Linked DNA regions of Homo sapiens: region 1 is linked to region 2. Evidence: read pairs that join two places in POLR2A ChIA-PET (ENCODE). Cell type or tissue: Panc1. All regions are shown on one strand. Each heading gives the region's core, and the rest is flanking DNA. Links, peaks and the distances in the headings are about the cores only.

Region 1 (8,325 bases), core at 47-8,046, 130 kb before region 2:
TAAATACTGGGCATTACAAAATTTTTATTTGTTTTCCAATATGATGAAAAGTGGAAACTCATTCTGCTTTACATTTCTTTGACTATGAGTGAGGTTGAATATCTTTTCACATACTTATTGGCTATTTGTATTTCTTGTAATCTGTTCACATCCTCTGCCTGTATGGTGGTTACTTTATGAGTCCAGGTGTCTGAACCATTGTCTATTGTCCTAGGGAAGTTAATAGAGTGATAGAACCCCATGAATTTCACCTTTTCACAAGTAGGAGCCTCAATCAATCAAAGAAGATTGAACAGCCCTAAAATGCTCAAGTAAGGGATCGCTCCCGGTGCTTTCTGTCCATTGGTGCTTGGCTGACCATCTGACTGCTTGAAACTCCTTGATCATCCAGAGCTTTCAAGTTGGAGCAGTCACCATCTTCTCCCTTCTCCCATTTGGTGCATAACATCAGGAACAGGTGGCAAGGGAACTGACCAGGTCCAAAGCCACTTGTCTCTTTGGGAAATAACTGCAGCAGCACAAATCAATAAGCTTTGACCCAGTACTTCTACTCTGACCTATTACTCTACTTTGGGAAATCTTTCCTAAAGAAAGAATTCCAAATATAAAAAAAACTTCTATGCACAAGAAGTTCATTTACAGTGTTGTTTAAGTAATGGAAAACTAACTTCAAACAGCCTGTATGTCCAACACTCAGGAATTGCTCAGAAAATCCTTTGAATTTATTATCACGGAGTGCTTAATGATCACGAATATAAAGACAAGGTGATGACAGAAAAATGCTAATAATACAATGATTTAACTTTTGATGAAACTAATACATTTACACTATTTACCTATAAATATATTTAAATTATACTTTTTAAAAACCCAAAAGGGATGTTAACAGTAGTTTTGCTAACGAGCTGGCAGTATAGGTCGTTTTCTCTTATTTTTCCAAACATAAAAAGACAATTTTTGTAATTGAGATATAATTCACATACCATAAAACGCACCTTTTTGATGTGTATCAGTGATGTTTAGTATATTCATAGCGTTTTGTAACCATTACCACTATCTAATTCCAGAATATTTTTATCTTTCCAAAAAGAAACTCCATACCCATTAGCAGTTACTCTCCACTCCCTTCTTCCACCAGCCCCTGGCCACCACGAATCTACTTTTTGTTTCTATGGATTTGATTTGCCTATTCTGCCTTTTTTTTTGAAACAGGGTCTCACTCTGTAACCCAGGCTGGAGTGCTGTGGCACAATCACAGCTCACTGCAGCCTCAACCTCCCAGGCTCAGGTGATCCTCCCACCTCAGCCTCCCTAGTAGCTGGGACTACAGGTGTGTGCCAACCATCCCTGGCTAATTTGTGTATTTTTTGTAGAGACAGGTTCTCACCATGTTGCCCAGGCTGGACTCAAACTCCTGAGTTCAAGTGATCCTCCCATCTTGGTCTCCCGAAGTTCTGGGATGACAAGATGAGCTACTGCACCCAGCCTGGACATTTCATACAAATGGAACTATACAGTGTATGCTTTTTGTCACTGATTTCTTTCACTTAGCATAATGTCTTCAAGATTCATCTATGTTGGCCGGGCACGGCGGCTCATGCCTGTAATCCCAGCACTTTGGGAGGCCAAGGCGGGTAGATCACCGGAGGTCAGGAGTTCCAGACCAGCCTGGCCAACATGGTGAAACCCCGTCTCTACTAAAAATACAAAAAACTAGCCAGGCATGGTGGCAGGCACCTGTAATCCCAGCTACTTGGGAGGCTGAGGCAGGAGAATTGCTTCAACCCGGGAGGCAGAATTTTGCAGTGAGCCAAGTTCATGCCAGTGCACTCCAGCCTGGGCAACAGAGGGAGACTCTGTCTCAGAAAAAAAAAAGATTCATTCATGTTGTGGCATGTATCAGTACTTTATTCCTTTCTATGGCCAAATAATATTCCATTATATGGATATACCACATTATATTTATCCATTCATCAGTTGATGGACATTTGGTTGCTTCTACCTTTTGACTACAATGAAAAGTTGCTATGAACATTTGTGTACAAGTTTTTGTGTAAACATGTGTTGCAGCTCTCTTGAGCATACACCTAGGAGTGGGCCTGCTGGGTCATATAGTAACTATGTTGAACTTTTTGAGAAACTACAGAACTGTTTTCCAATGCGGCAGCACCAGTTTACATTCCCACCAGCGGTGTACATGTGTTCCAATTTCTCCACATCCTTGTTAACCCTTGTTAGATTCAGGATTTGTCAACATTTTCTCTCATTCTGTGGGTTGTCTTTTCACTTTCTTGACAGTGTCCTTTAACACAGTTTTTAATTTTGATGAGATCCAATTTAGCTCATCTTTCTTTGGCTGCTTATGTTTTTGGTGTCATTTCTAAGAAACCAAGATCATGGGCTGGGTGCAGTAGCTCACGCCTGTAATCTTAGCACTCTGGGAGGCCAAGGCAGCCCAATCACCTGAGGTAAGGAGTTCACCTGTCTGGCCAACATGGGAAAATCCCATCTCTATTAAAAATAATACAAAAATTAGCCTGGCATGGTGGTGGGTGCCTGTAATCCCAGCTACTCGGAAGGCTGAGGCAGGAGAATTGCTTGAACCCAGGAGGCAGAGGTTGCAGTGAGCCGAGACTGCACCACTGTACTCCAGCCTAAGTGACAGAGTGAGACTCCATCACAAAAAAAAAATCACAGGCCGGGCACGGTGGCTCACACCTATAATCCCAGCACTTTGGGAGGCTGAGGCGAGTGGATCACGAGGTCAGGAGATCGAGACCATCCTGGCTAACATGGTGAAACCCCGTCTCTACTAAAAATACAAAAAATTAGCCAGGCATGGTGGCGGGCGCCTGTAGTCCCAGCTACTCGGGAGGCTGAGGCAGGAGAATGGCGTGAACCCAGGAGGCAGAGCTTGCAGTGAGCCGAGATGGCGCCACTGCACTCCAGCCTGGGCAACAGAGAGAGACTCCATCTTAAAAAAAAAAAAATCATGGCAGGAGGCCAAGGGGCAGAGCCTGGCAGTGCCAGTGTTGGTGGCAGCAGTAGGCCTGGCATGGGCAGGATTCCAGGGAGAGCGCAGAGTCTGTACACACCAGGCCACGCCCACAAGGGCTACCCATCAGGTAACTTATGACACGTAGTTCCCAAGGCCCAGCCAGACTGCAGACACCATGAGTGTAGTCCAATCTCCAAGTAAGATTCTCAAACTAAAGGAATGCCTAGGACAGTATTGCCCCTGCATATAGAGTATCTCAGGACACTGAAGCTTAGGCTGGGACTGTGACAGTATCCACGATATGTGTGGGGGTGGGGGTGTCTATTGTGTATACTTTGCATATTTATAAAATAAAAAGTTCAGTGGTCCATCAGGTGACAAATGACTTCAGAAGAATGAACACAATGAAGCATGGGTTGGCTGTCCTTCTTTTCACAGAGGGCTCTGCAGTGGTGATGGCACCTCTGAGGCAGGTTACCTGGTATTTGGGAGCTTCCCCATAGAAGGTGTGCCATAGAAAATGCTTGCTTTGGCCAGGCATGATGGCTCATGCCTATAGTCCCAGCACTTTGGGAGGCCGAGGTAGGCAGCTCACCTGAGCTCAGTTGTTCGAGACCAACCTGAGTAATATGGTGAAACCCCCTATCTACAAAAAATATAAAAATTAGCCAGGTGTGGTGGCATGCACCTGTGGTTCCAGCTACCTGGCAAGATGAGGTGGGAGGATTGCTTAAGCCTAGGAGGTTGCAGTAAGCCAAGATTGCAACACTACATACAGAAAGACCATGTCTCAAAAAAAAAAAAAAAAAAAAAAGCCTGCTTTCCTTGCACTGGGGGAGCTCACTAGAATGAACCACTACTGCCTGGCTCCTATAGCCTGTTTATTCACCACACTCCATACCCTAGAGATAACTCACATTTGCTGCTAATCTTTTTTGGTTAACTTGCTGAAATAATTCTTACAAATTTTTACAATTTCAAATGACACGAGTTAGTACAGGAAAAGTATAAATCCCACCCACAGAGATACTCATTGTAAAGTTTGGCGTGCAGATTCCCAGAATTTATTCTATGAACCAAAAAAATATACACCTGTGGCTGGGCATGGTGGCTCATGCCTGTAATCCCAGCACTTTGTGAGGCTGAGGCGAGCAGATCACTTGAGATCAGAAGTTTGAGACCAGCCTGGCCAACATAGTGAAACCCCATCTCTACTAAAAATACAAAAAATTAGTCGGTCGTGGTGCCGGGCGTCTGTAATCCCAGCTACTTGGGAGGCTGAGGCACCAAAATCGCTTGAACCTGGGAGGCAAAGCTTGCAGTAAGCTGAGATTGCACCACTGTACTCCAGCCTGGGTGACAAAACGAGACTCCATATCCAAAATATATAAATTTGTTTTTTTCGTTTTTTTTTTTTTTTTTTTGAGGCAGAGTTTCGCTCTTGTTGCCCAGGCTGGAGTACAATGGCACAAAATCAGCCCACCACAACCTCTGCCTCCCAGGTTCAAGCGATTCTCCTGCCTCAGCCTCCCAAGTAGCTGGGATTACAGGCATGTGCCACCACGCCCGGCTAATTTTTTGTATTTTCAGTAGAGATGGGGTTTCACCATGTTGGCCGGGCTGGTCTCAATCTCTTGACCTCGCGATCCACCCACCTTGGCCTCCCAAAGTGCTGGGATTACAGGCGTGAGCCACCGCGCCAGGCTTTCCTTTCCTCCCCTCCCCTCCTCTTTTCTCCTCCCTCCCTCCCTCCCTCTCTTTATCTTTTGACAGAGTTTCACTCTTGTTGTTCAGGCGAGAGCGCAGTGGCACGATCTCGGCTCACTGCAACCTTCACCTCCGGGTTTCAAGTGATTCTCCTGCCTCAGCCTCCCAAGTATCTGGGATTACAGGCACCACCACCACGCCCAGCTAATTCTTGTATTTTTAGTAGAGACGGGGTTTCACCATGTTGGTCCAGGCTGGTCCCGAGCTCCTGACCTCAAGTGATCCACCCACCTTGGCCACCCAAAGTGCTGGAATTACAGGCGTGAGCCACCGTGCCTGGACTAGAATAGCTTTCTAGAGGTGGGACTGCAGATACTAGGGAATGTGAATTTAAATTTATGAGAGATACCAAAGGATTTAAAAAAAAATTTTTTTTTGAGACGGAGTCTCACTCTGTCGTCCCGACAGACTGGAGTACAGTGGTGTGATCTCAGCTCCACTGCAACCTCCGCCTCCCAGGTTCAAGTGATTCTCCTGCCTCAGCCCCCTGAGTAGCTGGAATTATAGGCATGCACCACCATGCCCAGCTAATTTTTGTATTTTTAGTAGAGACGGGGTTTCACCATGTTGGTCAGGCTGGTGTCAAACTCCTGACCTCAGGTGATCCACCTTGGCCGCCCAAAGTGCTGGGATTACAGGCGTGAGCCACCGCACCGGCCCTAGCAAGGATTCTTAACTTGCAATATATGGTTAAGTTTCAGAAATTATACATAAAATGTTTGTCCATGTGTGTGTGTGATTTCTAGGGAGATCCATAGATTTTGTCAGATATTTAAAAAGTTTCAAGTCACTGGGGTACAGGGGGCCGGCACTTCACTACAGCAGTGGACCATGTGTAGTATATTTGCAGGTTTTGAGCAATTTTATCAACCAGGTACTTGTCCAGCAAGGGTCACTGTCTGTGCAGCTACCGGACCACCTGCAAGGAGAGCAGATGACAGCATTCCCACGTATCTCCTGCCCCTAGAGTAAAGGTGAAGATCCATACAGACCACAGTCATGGTACCACCTCCTCTTTAGGTCTGATTAATTTGCTAGAGTGTGCCGGGCACGGTGGCTCATACCTGTAATCCCAGCACTTTGGGAGGCGGAGGTGGGCAGATTACCTGAGGTCAGGAATTCAAGACCAGCCTGGCCAACATGGCAAAACCCGGTCTCTACTAAAAATACAAAAATTAGCAGGGCATGGTGGCAGGCGCCTATAATCCCAGCTACTCGTAGGCTGAGGCAGCAGAATCACTTGAACTCAGGGGTGGAGGCTGCAGTGAGCTGAGATCTCGCCACTTCACTCCAGCCTGGGTGGAAGAGCAAAACTCTGTCTCAAAAAAAAAAAATTTTTTTTTTCCGCTAGAGTGGCTCATAGAACTTAGGGAAGCACTTGCTCATTTTTACTGGTTATTTTAAAGGATACAAACAAACAGCCAGATGAAGAGATACATAGGGTGAGGTCTGGGAGGGTCCCAAGTGTAGGAGCTTCTGTTACCATGGAGTTGGGGTGTGCCACCCTCCTGGCACGTGGATGAGTTCTTATTCACTTTCCTGTCAGCCTCCACCTGTTCAGCTCTCCAGAAACTCTCTGAACCCAGTCCTCTCAGCATTCTTTGTCCCAGGGTATGGGGTAGGACCCTCTCTGGAATGAGGGTCTTATGACCCATGATCAGAAGGGCAGGGCAAGATTAGAGTCCTGCCTTGGGGCAGGTGAAAGAGAAGCAGGAAAAAGTCAGAGAGATTCTGTTTCCTGAGGCCTGCTCCTGAGTCCTAACACTCTCAACATTATAACGAAACACTGTATAACAAGGGCTATGGGAGTTATGAGCCAGGAACCATGGATAAAAACATATATAAATTCACACATATATTAACATCACATCTATCAACGAGGTTGAGCATTTTTTTCATATGTTTATTGCAATTTGCATTTTCTCCTTGGTGAGCTACCTATTTTATGTTGTATATATTTTCCCACAGTAAAAGAGAAGGAAATGATTTACAGCTCTACATAGTATCCTGGAGAGACAGTCATGAAAATTGTTAAGAAAAAAAAAATCCATGTTTCTCTGAATAGTAAGATGTGTGCGTGTGTGTGTTCACAGAAAAAGGAAAGGGAGGATATAAACCAAATTGTTAATATTAACGACCTCAGGGAGTATGCAGTATTTATTGTTTGGCTATAAGAAGGGGCATGAATTTAGAGGTCAGACCAGGCTCAAGGCCCTAGCTCCACTACTGATTTGATGTGTGACATGGACGAATAACATGCCAGTTTCTTCATCTGTAAAACAGGAAGAGAAATAGAGCTGTTGTGAGTAGTAGATATTACAACAGTGCCTGTCACAATAAAGTGTAGCTATTGTCATCATATTATTATCTCCTTCAGTGTCTTCTTCACTGTACCATATCTATTCTTCCATTCAGGACTTCTTTATTGGGACTGTAAAAAGATTTAAGTATCAAAAGAGAAAAACATAGAAATAAAAACAAAATACAAAAAGCCTAATAATGAGGGGGTTCACATAGTACTTGTTTCTGATCCCACTAGAACTAGCTTGCCTCTGAGGCCATCCGAGATATCTAAGCTTTGGCCCTAAAGAACTGCCACAAATTTGGAGACGTGGCCTACATTTCTTTCTTCTTGGTCTGTCTTCACATAGAAGGTGCTCTTAAGACACACAGCCTAGGAACCTCCTTCTCAACACCTCCACACCTTCACTTGCTCTTTGCTATCCCTACTGTCACCCTCCTCTTTTCTCCTGCCACATCAACAGCTTCTTGCACTGCAAATGTTTTCTGGAACTCTCCCCATGACTGACAGGCTAATAAGGAGTTATTTTATTTGCTGTTTGAGTCACAAATACCATTTTTATCCAATCCCAACTTTGCCTTTTTTGTAGGGTTACTGCTACATTAATGTTCTCTGGCTTGAGAAATCTGAAGCCTTTAGGCAGTGATTAGATTTTTCCTACGTGCTTTACAACACTTCACATTCAACAAATTCATTAACGATAAACAGGAAATAAACCAACAATTTCTCCTGGTTTAGTTCACCCTTAGGACACGCATCTATGAAATCAGAAATCTTATTCCTGTCAGAACAGGATGGCCATGTGCTTCCCTGTTAACAAAGAAGTCTTAATTTTATTAATTACAATGCTTACGACTAAAACAAAGCAGGACCTCTTTCCATTGATTTCACATGATCGCCAGAGTCTCTCATTTCTCTGCTTCCTTCTGCCATCTTTTTTTTTGAGACGGAGTCTTGCTCCGTCGCCCAGGCTGGAGTGCAGTAGTGCGGTCTCAGCTCACTGCAAGCTCCACCTCCCGGGTTCACATCATTCTCCTGCCTCAGCCTCCCAAGCAGCTGGGATTACAGGCGCCCGCCACCACGCCCAGCTAATTTTTTGTATTTTTAGTAGAGATGGGATTTCACCGTGTTAGCCAGGATGGTCTGGATCTCCTGACCTCGTGATCCACCCCGCCTCGGCCTCCCAAAGTGCTGGGATTACAGGCGTGAGCCACCGTGCCCCGCCCCCTTCTGCCATCTTTATATTCGTTCATTTTCC
Region 2 (8,261 bases), core at 262-8,261:
TCATGCCAGAGCGTGCAGTGTCCACCCTTGACTACGCTGGGGAATTGCTGATTTTTTGAAAAAGCTTAACTTAACAATTTCTGATGTCTATCTTTTAGAGTTCTGTATGTTCCCATTTTTTATTCTTCTGAATTTTGAATTGCAAGTAGCTGTAAAATCCAATCTTTGAGTGCATGGGGGTGGGTGTGAGGCGGGGCTCAGCTTCAACCCCCTGTCCTGTAAAGCAGTGGCTGGTTTTTCCTGAGCCCAGCCCTGGGAGGTCGTGGTAGGTGTGGAGGCTGCAGAGCTCCTCCAGATGCTGCCCTCGCTGTGCCTCACACCAGAGAGGATGGAAGTGGGCTCTGGTGTCAGACTGTGGTTGAGCTGAGACAGACAAGGCCGACACAGGGCTGGGGGCCCGTGGTCCACCAGTGGAAGTGACTGCCGAGGAAGGGCGGTGAGGAGGGCGGTGTGGGAGCTGAGGCTTCTTTTCAGCCTGGCAGCTGGCGAGGGCCAGGGAGCAGGGGAAGAGCCTGGTCACCATGGTCCCAGAGCCCGTCTCACTTGGCTTTTCCTTTGCAGCTGAGGAGGATGAGGGCCAGAGAGGGACTGTGTGTATGTCCTGCCTGGGGACCCACAGCCAGGTGATAGCAGAGGTGGTTTGAAGCCCAGGCCTCCCACGCCAACCCACTGGTCTTGCTGTTTCAGCAGGGAAGGCCGGGAGCCCTAGGAGCTGGGGAAAGGCGACTGCCCGGGTCCTGGGTGACTCCCCACCCCCAGATCCCCAGCTGTCATCACTGGGGCAAGGACACATTAAACTGGTCCCTGTGGGTCAGGTCTGAGTGGGGGAGGACCTCCCCTCCCCACTGCCTCCCACAGGGGCTTGTGATGCAGGGTTTCAGGAACAGGGCTGGCTTCCCCGCCTCAGATGGAAGAAGTGGACTTGGCTGTGAGCTCCAGGAGGGCAGGGCTCAGCCATAGCCCCTACCCTAGGATGTGGCCTGGCCACAGGCACCCACTACTTTTTTTTTTTTTTTTTTGAGACGGAGTCTCACTCTGTCACCCAGGCTGGAGTGCAGAGGCGCAATCTTGGCTCGCTGCAATCTCCGCCTCCCAGGTTCAAGCAATTCTCCTCCTCAGCCTCCCAAGTAGCTGGGATTACAGGTGTGTGCCACCACATCTGGCTAATTTTTTTTTTTTTTTTTTTTTTTTTTAGTAGATACGGGGTTTCATCATGTTGGTAAGGCTGGTCTTGAACTCCTGACCTCAAGTGATCCACTCGCCTCGGTCTCCCAAAGTGCTGGGATTACAGGTGTGAGCCACTGCGCCCAGCAAAGAAATACCTTTTTTTTTTTTTTTTTTTTCCTGAGACAGAGTTGTGCTCTGTTGCCTAGGCTAGAGTGCAGTGGCACGATCTCGGCACACCGCAACCTTCGCCTCCCAGGTTCAAGTGATTCTCCTGCCTAAGCGTCCTGAGTAGCTGGGATTACAGGCACCTGCCACCATGCTCAGCTAATTTTTAAAAAATATTTTTAGTAGAGACAGGGTTTCGCCATGTTGGCCAGGCTAGTCTCGAACTCCTGACCTCAGGTGATCTGCCTGCCTCGGCCTCCCAAAGTGCTGGGATTACCGGCGTGAGCCACCATGCCTGGCCTTACATTTTTTAAAATGAGGGAACAAATGAATAAATGACCACCATGTTAGGGGCTGGCTCTGAACAGAATTGTAAAGTGGGCCAAGCTTGCTCTCAAGGTCACCTTAAGCCCACGGTTGCTGTGTCCTGCCCTCTCAGGGTCATTTCCCAGCCTCCAGGCACCTGTTCACAGAGGCTGCATCTGGCCTCGCCTCCACCCCTCCATCCTAAGGTGCTCCGCTGACTTAGAACAGGACAGTCAGGGAGAGAATGTGTCTCAGGAGGGTGGAGTCAGATGATCACGGCCTTCCTGGCATCTGAGGGGATACAGCTTCGGGTAGCAAAGTGTGATTTTCCCTGAGCCCCAGGAAAGCTTGGCCTTGGTCAGAATACATTGAACCCTGAGGGCCAGAGAGTCCCTGGGGCAAGCTCTGAGAGGGAGGCCTGGGACAGGGCAGGGCGGGGGGTTGGGGGGGAAGCTGGGGGTTGGGCACTCAGTGACTGGGGTTCTGGGCGGGGCAGTGCTCGGGGTCCGGAAAGGGTGTTTTCCTGATGGCCAGCCAGAAGCCCTCAGGAGCCTCCAGCTGTGCGGTGAGAGGGAGGATGGAGCAGCCGGCAGGAGTGGCCGCCTCTTCCTGCTTGGGGAGCAGAAGGGCCTCCCATGCCCTGATGGTCAGGACCTGCCCCCTTACCTCCCCGCAACTGGGGGCCTGGACTCACCTGGACAGCTGAGTTCTCATCAAAGGTCGGGGCTGTGGATACACTGGAGAGGGCTGGACATGGTCCCACACACCCCGAGGGCCTGTCACAGGGACAGCACCAGGGCTGAGGCCTGGGCCCCCTCAGCTCCCCACACCCAGCTCTTCCGGGAAAGAACAGCACTCACTCCACCTCCCGCCTAGTGGGTGCTACCAGTGTGACTCTGTAGACCCCTCGGGCCACTCCCTGAGCCACAGGCCTTAGGGTTTAGAGCCTGAGGAGGTGAGATGTTCACTCCAGAACACCCACTTTGTACCCCCACCCCACCAGCACACACTGGCCAGGGAACACAGCCCCATCCTATAATGGACATCCAGCCGCACTCCTCAGGCCATCCCTCCCTTCCCATCCCCCTTTTCCATGCTCTCATGATTTTTTACACTGAAACAGAGAGGGGTGCCTCCCAGTCCCTGGCCCGTGCACCTGGGACCACCTTGGACCCAGGGGAGTGAGGCCTCTGAGGATCACGGGCCCAAAGGGTGGGGGCTCTGGGAGCCAAGGGAAGTCCTAGGACCAACTGGGAGGGGTGGGTGTACCTGGCAGGTGGTGTGGGCATCCCAGCCCCTGGGCACCAGGGTCAGCAGCTGGGGCGTGTGCTGCTCCACAAATTGCTTGCACTGAGGAAGGAGACACACAGCTGTGGAGGGTCCCTTTGCAGGACTCTCCTGTCGTGTGGTCCTGGCCTCTCCACATCTCTGGATCACTCTAGGGCTCCCTCCCGACTCCTCCATCAGCCCTCACGGAACACCTCTGGCTGCAGTTGAAACCCTTAACAAACTGGAGCCAGCTGAAATGGAGGACTTCCATCAGAAAAGCAGGCGACACTGGAGACGGAGGACTCAGGCAGAGGGGTGGAATCTCAGCCACCACCCTCCCCTCCCTCCACCTCCATTTCAGTTCTAGAAGGAAACTTAACGTTCATCTGGTCCTTGAGACCAGATGTGATGGGCAGTCGGGAGGCTTGGGAGTTGCTGAGCAGGGAGCACAGTGTGGACAGCTGCCTCCTGGGAAGAGCATCAGCTGGCTTTCCTCAGGACAGGATCTCGCTTTAAGAAGGGAATTTCCTGTCCGGGTGCAGTGGCTTATGCCTGTAATCCCAGCACTTTGGGAGGCCAAGGCGGGCAGATCACTTCAGGTCAGGGGTTCGAGACCAGCCTGACCAATATGGTGAAACCTTGTCTCTACTAAAAATACAAAAATTAGCCGGGCCTGGTAGCACATGCCTGTAATCCCAGCTACTCAAGAGGCTGAGGCAGGAGAATCGCCTGAACCCGGAGGCAGAGGTTGCAGTGAGCCAAGATTGTGCCATTGCACTCCAGCCTGGGCAACAAGAGCAAAACTCCATCTCAAAAAAAAAAAAAAAAAAAAAAAAAAGGGAATTTCCTGTCATTGACTGAGTATTGGCAAGGGCCCTAGGACCTTCAAGTCCAGCCCTCTCCTTTTGCCAATGGGTTTGTCCTGAGTGAGTCACACCTTGAGGAGTGTGGGGGCAGTAAAGGGATCAGGACCCTGGAGAGAAGGCTAGTCCCTTTCCTGGCTTGAACTGGCCCTAGCATTACTCATCTCCTGGTAGATAACCAGGCCTCTGAAGGCTTGCCTGGTGCTCACTCAGCCCGTGAAGAGGGCCTGCTGGTCCTCTGGAGCCCACAGCCCTTTGTCCAGAGGCGACTCCTAACCTTTAGCAGGCTCTGCCCTAACTTACAGTCCCACCATTGTCTGCCCCACATCCTGTCTGCCTGTCTGTGCTCCATTCTGGCCCATCCTAGGTGTCTCTGGCTGCAAAGCCTTTCCTGGGCTCAGCCTTCTGCCTTGAACGGGCCCTGACCATGAGTCCCCATGTGCCCAGCCCATACCTTTTCCCTGTCCAGCCAGGAGCCAACACAGGCCTGGAGCATTGCCTGTGGTATGGCCTGCTCGCTGCTGTTCCCGGCCTGGGTGGTCACGGACATGCAGAGGTGGCACTCAGAGTCTCGCGGCAGCCATTCTCCTGTCGGCGACCCTGGAGATGTGAGCATTAGGGGGAAAGCAGGCAAGGCCACCCTACAGAGGTGTTTGGTTTCTGTCCTCCTTGGTGCATTGCAGTGGGACCACAGAGGGAGAGGGTCATGCAGTGGCAGGGTAGGGGGAGGAGGAGAGCAGGCATTGGGCTAAGGAGTGGGCAGTGGGCTCACTTGGGCCAGCGCTGTCATCCATGGAGCACCGGAGGACGAGGCGGCAGACCAGCTGGGGCAGCATGCGGCCCAGCAGCGTGTCGAGCAGGATGACGGAGTAGCGCTCAGCCAGGCACTGGCAGATGCCGCCCGCCACCAGAGGTACCACGCGGCACACCTGGGCCACTGCCACAGCTAGCGCACCCTGGGGCGGGGGCGGAGAGAGGCCAGCATGGGACCTTCACTTGGCAAGCCTCCACTCTCTGCCCAGCACCCAGCTGGGCACTTCCTACGCATTCCCTCATTCTCTTCTAGAAGGGAGGGCAAGGCTATTCACAAATAAGGACACTGGGGATCAGAGAGTCCAGGGGATGCAGGGGACTCACACAGGGTCACTGAGTGTAGGAGCCAGCTTCAGACCTACGTCTGGCCCCAAAGGCTCTGGCCCACAGCTAGTGACTCTCAGACTGACATGGTGGACCTGACCTTCCCCCAATGCTTGGGATTCAGCTGCTTGCCTGACTCTCCTCTCCTGCACTTCACACAGGCATCTTGAACTCAACATGGCCAGGAGGGAGCTCTCTGTTTTTTTGCTCAAACCTGTTTTCTTCTTTAGTCTCCCCATCTCAGCTGCTGGCATTACAGAGGGCTGGTTGCTCTGGCCAGTGTGTAAAAGTCACTTTGGAGTCCTCCCTGGTCCTCACGCTCCAGGCCCATCCATGCCCAATAGCAGTGGGCCCACCTCCCAAATGCATCCCCAGGCCAGCCCTCAGCTCCGTCCCTGTCCCATCACCTCTCACTGCAATCTCTGCAGTGATCTTTCCTTCTTTCTTTTTTTTTGAGACAGAGTCTTGCTCTGTCACCCAGGCTAGAGTACAGTGGCGTGATGTCGGCTCACTGCAACCTCCGCCTCCTGGGTTCAAGTGATTCTCCTGCCTCAGCCTCCCGAGTAGCTGGGACTACAGGCACCTGTCACATCTGGCTAATTTTTGTATTCTTAGTAGAGACGGGGTTTCGCCATGTTGCCCAAGCTGGTCTTGAACTCCTGGGCTCAAGTGAACCACCTGCCTCAGCAGGAACCTCACCTGCTGCCTTGTGCCCCTGGTGGCCCACGCAACCCTATCTGGGAAAGGCTGAGGGGGCAGGGCCTTTCCTCATTTGGGCCCCAATTTGGGCAAGGTAGCCCTGGGCTGGCGGGGCCATTGGACAATAGCCACTGCAGGTCTGGAAGACTCCAAGTTGGACTCAGGCAAGGATGGGGAATCTATCTGTGGAAATTCCCCTCTTGAAAGATCAAAGCAACCTTTCTACAGAGACCTCTGGGGATCTTTCTCCATCAGATGGTGAGCTGCTGGAGGACAAAGCTGCGTCTTGTCCGTTTTTGTACTTTGGCTCCTGGCGTGGCACCTCCATACAGTGGGGGCTTAATGTTTGTTGCATGAACTGTAGGCCTGGCACCTACCAGGCCTGAGCCTGAGCCCCAGGGTCCCCTGGGTGGGGGCAATGCACAAGCGGCTCTCTCCCCTCCTAACTTCTGGCAGCCAGCTGGGTCCTGACGGGGGTGTGAGTTGGGAGAGAGGTGGGAGCTGCAGGGAGCTACAGGTATGCGTGTGCTCCTGGGCTCTGTGAGGCCCTGGATGCCTCACCTTGGGAATCATGGCTTGGATCCGCTTGATCAGAGCCCTGCAGAGCCAGCAATAGGGGAGAGGAATGGGGAATTGCTGCTCGGAGAGATCCTGGGGAAAGAATCAGGTGGAGGCCAGGCTGGGTGCTGGGAGAAGAGTCCTCCAGGCTCTCCTCCCCTCTCTCTTCCTCCCTTTCTCTCCCTCCTCCCTTAGGCCCTGCCTGGAGCTTCCTATCACCTTCCCGGCTCTGCCTCTCCCAGGGCCCAGTGCCCATGGGCTTCGGAGGTGGCTCTAGCCCTCTGGATCTCCACTTTACTGGCTGTGGGGGCCTCCCTCACCTGTGTGTGAGGCCCAGGCCTCGCCTGGAGGGCCCCGGGCAGCACAGGGAGGACGAGCTTGTCCAGCAGAGGGTCTGGCAGAGGGTCCCGCAGAGGTTTGGGCAGGGGGTCTGACATCCCTGGCTCCTGCTCTGGCTCTGGCTGCCGGGATTTGCACAGGCCCAGGTGCATACAGATGCCGTTTGAGTCCTGGGGCACAGCACAGGGTGGGAGTGTTAGGGTCTGGGAGGGAAGCCCACCCCTATTCAGGCCGGCCCAAGGGCTCAGGGACCACTGGAATGGGAGGAAGCAGGCCTAGTGGGGGTGCTGTGGTTTAGAACTCTATGTGGGGGGACAAAAGGCAAAGATAGGGCTGTGTGGGGACTTTAGGGCAGGTGGCCGGGATTGTGTGTGAATGAGCATGAGCATATATGTGAGAATGAATAAGTGTGTAAGCATGTGTGTGAGAGTGAGGGTGTAAGGGTGTGTGAGCGTACAGGCCCACCGTGTGCACCTGAACCTGGGGGCCCATGGTCGGGTGCATGGCTGAAGGGCACGTAGTTTCCTAGGCCCTTTGTGGACAGGGTGTGTGTGTGTGTGTGTGTGGCCAGCTGGGGTGCTGTGTGTGTGCTGTGTGTGTGTGTGTGTGTGTGTGTGTGTGTGTGTCTGGCTGGCTGGGGTACTGTGTGGGTATGTGTCTGGATGGAGTGCTGTGTGTGTGTGTGTTTCCAGCTGGCTGGGGTACTGTGTGTGTGTATGTGTCTGGATAGGGTGCTGTGTGTGTGTGTGTCCGGCCAGCTGGGGTACTGTGTGTGTGTGTGTCCGGCCAGCTGGGGTGTTGTGTGTGTGTGTGTGTGTGTGTCCGGCTGGCTGGGGTGCTGTGTGTTTGTGTCTGGCCGGCTTGGGTGCTGTGTGTGTGTGTGTGTGTGTGTGTGTGTCTGGCTGGCTGGGGTGCTGTGTGTGTGGCTCCCCATGGGTGGGCACAGGGGCCTGCGTGGGGAGGCAGGCAGGAGGTGAGCTTGCAGCCCTCACAGTCTGGTTCTGGAAGTAGTCGATGACCAGGGGGAAGTAGTCGTCAAGCACTTGGTTGCACTGGGGCATGAGCAGCTTCAAGGGGAGGACGTTGCACTCCTGCTCCAGGAACTTCCTCATCGTGTCCTGGGAGGCCAGAGGGGGCCGTCAGCTGGGCCTCTCTGAGGTCTACCCCGCCCAAGTCCCTGGACACAAGGCCCCACCAGGGCAGACTGACCCCTAATCCCCCAGGGTGCTGGAGTTCACGAGTGCCAAGGAGTTAAGTAGTTGGGCACATGTAGGGGCCCTTCCCCTCAGGGAAGACCATCTCTGGCTGTGCTATTGAGCTCAGGGCCATGACCTGCTCCCAGCCAGGAGGAGCTGGGACTTCCCAGGCACCCAGGCCTCCTCCTCAGCCTGGAAATGGCCCCTTTAGGGGGCTCAGCTCTTCCCTGCTCTGTCCCTCATCTCTTGGGCCCCAACCTTCATCCAGGATCTGGGCATCATTACCTGGAAAATGGCCTCCTTGGCCATCTTGTTAAGGATGTGGACGATGTCCTCACACTCTTGGCATAGGTCATCCTGGGGAGGGAGGGGCCCCAAGGTGGAGGACACATGAGTGGGGGAGGCTCCCAGCTCCAATGGGGAGGTTCTCTTAGGAAGAGGCCAACAGAGCACTCCAAGGCACATGCAGCTGCCCACCAGCCCAACTTGTCCCATCTCATCCATATCAATTTATCCCATCCATCTCTTCTATTCATCCATCCCAATCCATCCATCTTTATTC

What was found. Peaks named below come from ENCODE experiments on the same cell type or tissue, not always from the same donor. Only the 100,000 strongest peaks of a DNase experiment are listed, where the experiment ranks them.
Region 1: POLR2A ChIA-PET joins it to region 2 with 13 read pairs; 7 of 35 experiments call an interaction of 5 or more read pairs at or near these places.

The regions. Positions count from the first base shown.
Region 1 is chr2:85,528,058-85,536,382 of GRCh38, forward strand. No RefSeq gene overlaps it. Among named protein-coding and RNA genes, the nearest start is that of PARTICL, 6.7 kb to the right of the region's middle. In Panc1, for the core only: no CTCF peak of the experiment used is centred there; no DNase peak of the experiment used is centred there; H3K27ac peaks cover 3,457 bases.
Region 2 is chr2:85,659,122-85,667,382 of GRCh38, forward strand. SFTPB (surfactant protein B) reads right to left here. Exons shown (of 11, transcript NM_000542.5): 3 at 7,985-8,056; 4 at 7,496-7,621; 5 at 6,485-6,673; 6 at 6,168-6,257; 7 at 4,543-4,726; 8 at 4,225-4,370; 9 at 2,908-2,988; 10 at 2,333-2,414; 11 at 1-561. The coding sequence ends at 2,352. Among named protein-coding and RNA genes, the nearest start is that of SFTPB, 4.9 kb to the right of the region's middle. In Panc1, for the core only: no CTCF peak of the experiment used is centred there; no DNase peak of the experiment used is centred there.